Linked DNA regions of Homo sapiens: region 2 is linked to region 1. A link is a contact called in ENCODE Hi-C or POLR2A ChIA-PET data. All regions are on one chromosome and are shown on one strand. The core of a region is the stretch at or near the end of the contact, and the rest is flanking DNA. Distances in the headings are between cores, read along the strand shown.

What was found. A loop is a pair of places that touch in the nucleus more often than their neighbours do. ChIA-PET counts read pairs that join two places held with the same protein, here RNA polymerase II (POLR2A). Pooled maps may share reads with other maps.
Region 2: a map of endothelial cell of umbilical vein shows a loop between it and region 1 (2.9-fold over the local background). The contact joins the enhancer-like site here to the promoter of ERCC6 in region 1. A Hi-C loop is called at or near these places in 2 of 168 maps with a recorded cell type or tissue (A673 and endothelial cell of umbilical vein) and 2 of 50 pooled maps. POLR2A ChIA-PET finds 5 or more read pairs at or near these places in 1 of 52 experiments (Panc1).

What each region holds. Positions count from the first base shown.
Region 1 is chr10:49,537,490-49,541,391 of GRCh38, reverse strand. It overlaps ERCC6 (ERCC excision repair 6, chromatin remodeling factor), which reads left to right and starts at 2,271. Exons shown (of 21, transcript NM_000124.4): 1 at 2,271-2,430. RefSeq lists enhancers at 1,589-1,828, 1,859-1,918 and silencers at 2,339-2,628, 3,574-3,762.
Region 2 is chr10:48,363,240-48,367,141 of GRCh38, reverse strand. All of the region lies in intron 1 of MAPK8 (mitogen-activated protein kinase 8), which reads right to left. Among named protein-coding and RNA genes, the nearest start is that of MAPK8, 59 kb to the right of the region's middle. Within about 2 kb of position 1,926, at least 4 of the 41 ENCODE cell types and tissues checked have a DNase peak (open chromatin) inside an H3K27ac peak, as active enhancers do; they include A673 and endothelial cell of umbilical vein, where a contact is called at or near this core.

The DNA.
Region 1 (3,902 bases), core at 1,022-3,521:
ACTCCTACTATGGCTGATTTCAAGCTATTAATGTGAAGTCAACAAAGGCAGAGTTGGTGCTATGGGCTAAACTGGGTGCCCCCCAAATTCATATGCTGAATCCCTAACCCTCAATGTGACTATTTGGAGACAGGGTCTTTAGGCAGCAAATCTGGTTAAATGAGATCATAAGGGTGAGTCCCTAATCCAATACGGCTGATGCCTTAGAAGAAAGGGAAGACAGAGCCCTCTCTCTACCCCATGTAAGGACACAGTGAGAAGGTAACCATTTGCAAGCCATGAGGAGAGCTTCCCCTAAATGAGCTAAATCTGCCTGCATTTGATCTTGGACTTCCCAGCCTCCAGAACTATGAGAAACAAATGCCTGTTGTTTAAGCTGCCCAGTCTATGGCATTTGTTATGGCAGCCTGAGCTAAGGCAGCTGGGAAGAGGTGAACAGTATGCTTGCTAGGCCGTAGAAGCCAATTGTAGCACACCCTTCCTGGGAGAAGAGTAAGTAGTTCCCTAAATCCTGAGCATAGGCATCCAGGGAGTGAAGGACACAAGTGATGCAGAAAAATTAGATGGGGCAGGAGTATAAAAGGGCTTGGACGACTTGCTAAATAACTTGGGACCTCATTTAACTAAATTCCCTCATTAAAGACCCTATCTTCAAATACAGTCACATTCTGAGGTCCCGGGGTGGGGGTGGGGAGTGGCGGTTAGGACTCCAGCATATGAATTTTGGGGAGGGGACACAATTCGGCCCTTAATAGCTCCAGTTGTGCCACCCTGAGTTGTTTTCCTGAACCCCGCCCACGTCTTTGTAAATAATAACTCTCAACTTCCCCTTTTGAGTGGACCATTTTTTCCTGTCCAAATTCTGATATAGGAAGGGTCTCCAAAATAGCTGCAAAGGGAACCTCAGTCTCAAAAGTTGGGATCCACTATATATCTGCTTTTACTTTCAAGCATTGAAACTAATGTCAATCAACTGCCTTTCTATTCTTAATATTTTATCCAAGAAATCGCTAGAATTCTTTCTCCTTTAAAAAAAAAAAAAAGCAAGTTACAAGCCGGGCGTGGTGGCTCACACCTGTAATCCCAGAACTCTAGGAGGCCGAGGCGGGTGGATCACCTGAGGTCAGGAGTTCGCGGACAGCTTGGCTAACATGACGAAACCCCGTCTCTACTAAAAACACAAAAATTAGCTGGGCATGGTGGCAGGCGCCTGTAATCCCAGCTACCCGGCAGGCTGAGGCAGGAGAATCGCTTGAACCTGGGAGGAGGAGGTTGCAGTGAGCCCACATCGTGCCATTGTACTCCATCCTGGGCGACAAGAGCAAAACTCCGTCTCAAAAACAAAAACAAAAACAAAACAAACAAAAAAACCCACTACCACCAACAAAAACAAGTTACATTGTGGGTTGGGGCCGCTGACAGGAGGAATAAGATGATGTTATGGAGCATTTCCTAGTCCCCTTTCCGACCCCATTTCCCTATTGTCCGACTTCAGGCTTCCAAGTGAGGACAGCACTTCCCAGGCAGTGACCCGCAGTCACTGCCCTCCCAGAGGACGTCCTGCCTCGCGGCCCTGGAAAGTCCACCTTCTCCTAGCACCGATCCTGAGCTGAGAAGCTCTGTCTGGTACAGCCATCCTGCATCGTGGGCTGCTTCTTTCCCCAGGCGAAGCTCAACTTCCTCCCATTGTTCTGAACCTCTGTGTGGACATCTTCTTTCTTCAAACGCACCACGGTAAAATTCTCGCCTGCCTCGAAACCCCGCCTACCTCTGAGATCTGAGGACGGATACTAAACGCTGGACTTAAGGCAATGTACACATGTAAGCAGGCTCTGTAGGCACTCACTCCGCCCAGGTGCGCGCGTGGCGGAGGGGGAACAGAGAAGCAGGACAGCTCTCCATCCTTCCCGTGTTCAGTCGTGGGAGACAACAAGAGAGGTCACAGCCTGGCGACCAAAAAGTGCGGCTAACTTCCCTGCCCAAGCTGACTTTCTCTGCAGGGTTCAAGGTTAATTGTGAGGATTTACATTCGCATGGCACACCCGCATCCCCCTCTACGTGGAAATATGTCTTAACTTTCATAACTGCCTTGCCAGCAGGGTATTTTTCGCTAGGGGCGAAGCGTCCTTCGCAAGCCACCCAGCTGACCGGCAGCGGAGACAGCTTTCTCGCCCTGCTCGCACGCAAGTAGAAAGGCGCTGCTGAGCCCGTCCCTCCAAACCACGTGGTCTTGCCCGTGCTTAAAAACAAACGCTGAGCCAGGCGCATGCGCCACGGGCCTCCCCGCACCAGCAGAAGTCGGAGTCGCTGTTGGGGGCGGTGTCTATGGTTGAGCTGAGGGCGCAGGCGCCACGGCCCGTCGAGCTGGGTTCCAAGGCGGCTGGCGGCGGTAGCGTCTCTGTTTCCTTGTGGGCGCTCGCGCGGCCCTGGGTGAGTGTTCGGGGGTCCCGGCCGAATGTCGGGCAGGGGGTGTCGGGGCCCAGCTCAGGCTTCTCGGGCGGGCCGCGGCCCCGCGCCTTGGCCTCGCCGTGGTGATTGAGCCTGTCAGCGAGGACGCACTGTAGCGGGTCTTAGGGCCAAGTGCCCGCTTCCGGCGGCCTCACCTGAGACCGGAAGTAGCGCCAAGGAGCGCTCACCTGAGGCGGCTTGAGTCCCTGGCCGGCCAGCGACCCAGCTACTTCTCCGACTTTGTATAAGGCCCCCTGCGCGCAGGGTCAGCTGGGTCCTTTTTGATCTCGATTAAAATGCTGGAGCTGTTATTTTAAAGAGAGTCGGGCTAGATGTACGTCCGACGTTTTGGGCGTTGATAGAGTCAAATTGATAAGAGTGTGGGCGGATGAGGCAGGCCGCCTGTAAATGCTGCTGTTACGTGACTTCCACGCAGCGTCTTAACTGCTGTCATCCTGTGACAGGCAGCCCTCGCTTTTCTCCTCAACTTTTCCCATCATCTTCTTGTTGCTTTGTCTCCTCCAATCCATTATCCGCACAGTTGTCCAGGTGGTCTCTGGCATAAAGTAGGTCATGCCATCATCAGCCTACTTAACAGTTTTCAGAGTCATTCCATTGCACTGGGAGTGGAATCCATGCTCGTGTTTTCCCAGGCCTTGTGTGATTTGGCCCTTGCCTGTCCCCTCTCAGAACTGTGCCTGTGTCCGACCAACCCTCCAAATGAGACCCAGCTTGCCCCTGGCTGCGGGAGCCCCAGTGATGGGGGAGGACGGTGAAGATACTAGTGTCCCAGATGATTAAGCCTTAGAAGATACTCTGCAAGACTTAGGCCATGAACGGAGCCCTTCTCTGCTCTTCTTAACTCAAAGTTAAAAATAAAGTCAAAAATTCGGTGTTCCAGCCTTCTTGCATTTTCACAAGTGCATCAGCTCTTTCTAGTCTTAAAAGTTACGCACGTTGTTGGGAGGCCGAGGTGGGTGGATCACCCGAGGTCAGGAGTTCGAGACCAGCCTTACCAACGTGGTGAAACCCTGTCTTTACTAAATACGAAAAATTAGCCGGGCATGATGGCATATGCCTGTAATCCCAGCTAATCGGGAGGCCAAGGCAGGAGAATCGCTTGAACCCGGAAGGCGGAGGTTGCAGTGAGCCTGGCGGAGCCTGGCGGAGGTTGCACTCCAGCCTGGGCAACCGGAGCGAAATTCCGTCTCAAAAAAAAAAAAAATTTCACACGTTGTTTCCTTGCAAGACGTTCACTTTACTTTCGACCTGACTGACTTATCAGATGTCACTTTATCAGAGAGGCCTCCTTGACCCCACATCTACCTCCACAATTTCAATTTGGTTTCTCTCATTTTGTCAGAAAGCCTTGTACTTTCCTCTTAACAGCAGTCACCACAATTATATTTGTGTGTGTGTGTGTGTGTGTGTGTGTATGTGTATATATATATATA
Region 2 (3,902 bases), core at 677-3,176, 1.2 Mb after region 1:
TGCCTTGGCCTCCCAAAGTGCTGCGCTACTACACCCAGCTGAAACTTCTATTAACTAAAATTGGCTTAATTTTAAGGGTGCACAAATAACCATGATACCTCAATCAATATTAAATTTTCCTTTGTGGGCTTGGTACTTCAGATATTTCTTGGTCCAACACCTTCTAGTCATTCAGTTAAATTTTCAAGTTAGGAAAACAATATTGAAATAACATTTGGTGATTATGTAGCAGGGAGGATTCTAGAAAGCAATTTTTTTTTTTTAAAAGCCAGCTACTAAACTGCACTAATAAAGCTTTCCAAATATTTGAGCTCCTTCAGACTAGTCAGTTGTTAACAGGGTAAAAAAAGAAAAAAAATTTTTCAACCCTATATGGCAGTGTTTTCCAAACTAATGAGCTCCAACACACCGATGGGCCATGAAATGAATTTGGTGGATTTGAATTTTTTTTAGTGAAATAGAAGAGAATAAAGAATATTAGGATGTAACTCATGTGGTAAGGATAAATATTTGCAAAACTTATTTTTATACTGTTCAATCAGATTTGGCCCAAAGCTGCCTCCATACACTATTAACTGTACTCTAGCTTGATGTGTAAACAAGTTATAACCTAACTTAGGAGTATACCCTTATAACCACACATCTGAGTCTCAGCCAATCCCAGGTTAAAAGCTGCTAGATTATGCCCAAATAAGGCAAACACCAACCTGCACCAATCAGGTAATTTCTGTATGACATTTCCTATTTTTCCCTGTTATTAGAACAGCTCACCAGTTGTAAGTGGTAGTATTCTGAACCATCTTAGAGTGCTGTCTGCTTCTAGAACCTTTTTCCTGCTCAAATAAACTTTGTTAAGTTTAAAGGTTCTTAGGGGTTTTTTTTGTTTAGTTTAGTTTTTAACAATACACAGATAAAGGCATACTGCATCACCAAAGTTATTTTTTTTCCCATAGGAAAAAAATACTCATAAAAAAAATCTACCTCCTTTCCAACAAAAAGTTATAGCAGGTTAAGTATTTAAATATACCTAGGGTTCTTTTCTTATTACATAAGAGCATTTAAAGTGACTTCAAATTAAGAAAAAAAAAACTGAATTCTAAAAGAATTTTCTCATTTGTCTTTGATTTACTGTGGACTTTACTGATCAAGTACATTCCGCAAACTATGGCATGTAACATGCTACCCAGTAAATTACTATATATTCTGACTTCTCATTACTGAATCAGGAAATGACTAAATAATTTAATATGCAATTAAGGTTTAGATGAAGTTGATTCATCAAGAGATAATTGTAATCCAACTGTCATGCCATGACTGTAACACATGAGACATGCTCATTCTTTGACAACCTAAAGTTTGTCTTCCTTATACTCATATCTAAAATATCATTTAGGTACACAGCTAATAATAATAAAATGGCTAGGATTCAATATGCTTTAAAAAATACTTTTGTCAAAGATTCTTTATAGACAAATGAATAATTTTACATTTCTCTCAAAAGATGGGATAATAATCTCTTTAGTTTATCGTTATTTTGGTTACCAAGAGTTAGCAAAGGTTTAGAATTTCCACACAAGGCAACATTGTGTAAATGCGGTAATAGTACTGACGGCAATATCTGATAATACATAAAAAAAGAACAAAAATAGCAATAAATCTAGTCAATGCATACGAAAATTTCTAAGGTGATATGGAGGATACAAATTTACAGTCATGGGAGGATATTTATCTTAGATATCTTTGGGTTCAGTTCGCATTACTGGTTATTTTTGTTTTAATAGTTGTGAAAGTACAATTTCAACTTTGCAGTGAAAAAGGACAAAGACAACAGAGCCAGAAAAATGATACCACAGCCACACAGAAATTAAGTACATCCTTTAAACAAACCCCTTTTGTATTGTTTGCTTTACTTCACTCCTGCTTCCTTAAGAACACTGGCAAACAGCCATATTTCCTGTTTTACACGGCTTAGCTGCAAGGACTCTTAAACAATAAAGAGAAATCAAGGGGATTTTATAAAGACAAATTGTTGTTACAATATTTGTAATGTAATCTAGTTATAATATTGTAAATAATGTGTATTTACATCAATAACTTGCCATTCTCCTTTAAATCGTACACTATATTTTCAAACTGATGAAATAATTCAGTTATTATTCCTGAAAAATAAGATTATTAGGTGCAAACACTTTCTCTGGAAAAATCAATTTTATAGTGTTTGCTGTCATTCTAAAGGTATCTGTAAAAGAGATACCAGTATGACTGATTGCTCTAGCTTGGCAAGAATATTTGTTTATAATCTCAAAGATCAACTGTGAGAGGCAATCAATCCTTTGTTTGGAGTTTTCTGTCTTTAGGATATGAAAGTATCCAACTAGTTGATATTACAAATGTTTCTGCCATTTCAGAAAATAATTATTTTCTCTTGGGCAAAAAAATAAAAAACAACCCTTGATATCACAAAGAGTTTGCCTCTCTAACTTACTGTTTCTTTGATCCTAGGCAACTTCTGATTCCTTAGTTTCTTCATCTGTAAATAGAGATATTTGTACTTGTCTTCCAAATTATTGAGAGCATCAAATTAAGTAAGAAACTGGCACATGATAAGCATTCAACAAATCTTAATTCCTTTTCCTTTTTACTTAACTCAAAACAGAAAGCCATAAGCATAAAATATTTCTAAAGAATTCAGTTTTTTTTTTTAAATTTTTTCAGGCAATATCAACAGGGTCAATGTCAAAAACAAAATTCTCCTCAGGGTTGGTTACAAACATAAGCTCTAATGAGCCATTTCATTATACTCATTATTTGGCTTCAAAAACTCAAGATACCAATGTGTGCTTTCAGGGAAAATAAAAATAAAAAATAATAAAAAAGGAAACTTAAGGAAACGAATTAACGCAGTGAGCTCCCTGCTGATGAAAATATCCTCTTTAGTCATCCTGGTATTTCCCTCCACTGCCCCATACAATTCCAAGCACAAAAACACTAAATAAATATTACTACAGAACTGAAGCAAATAGCCCCGTGTGCCTCAAAAACTCCTGAGGTACCACCATGTGCTGGAAAATGACTCCAAATGACTATGAATCAGGAAGAAATGGATGAATTATTAACTGCATGCCTAGTTTGAAGAAATCTAAATAGATTATTGGCAATTGAATTAAAGTCTAAAATAACTTAAAAGCAAAAAACAAAATCTTCTAAGCACTGTAATGCACTTTTTACTACTGATATGAAGAACACTTCACCAGCTTTTCAGAAGTCTGTAAATAATCAGAAAATGCGAGGAAATCTGCCATCACATATATGTAAAGCTAGGTTCAGGTAAGGGCTCATCCAGTTTTTAAAAAGCAAACAGTACTCAAAGTAGAAACTACAAGCAAAGCAAGCAAGGATCAATCTGAGCTGCCAAAGTGGTGCACTTGAGCCATCTAGTGGATGGAGAAAAATGTAAGTTTAATTCTGTAAGAAAAACGTCCTACTGCTCAATTCCCTATGAAAACAGTAACAAATATGTTCTTTGGAACAGTACATTAAAATTGATAAAAGATAGTATTGAACTAACAAGTAGATATCGAGGAAAGATGAAAAATACAATGACGACAAATTTTTCAGGGTAGAGTTCAGATTTTATGGATAACTAAAGATGAAAACTAAGGACAAACACTCTTCCTTTATGGTATTTTTCTTACAACCATATAATCATTAGACCACACATAATTTATAAAACACATTACAGAAAATAAGAAAGATTTCTTGCCAGCTCCAGCTACCAAAGCCAAAGGTGGGGAGAAAAGAGAAATAGGAATAGATAAATGAATTTCTATGAGCGCATATAAAGAAAAGGAGGTTACCTTTCTGCCAGGGGACTCACATTCAATTATGGTTATGGCAACCCC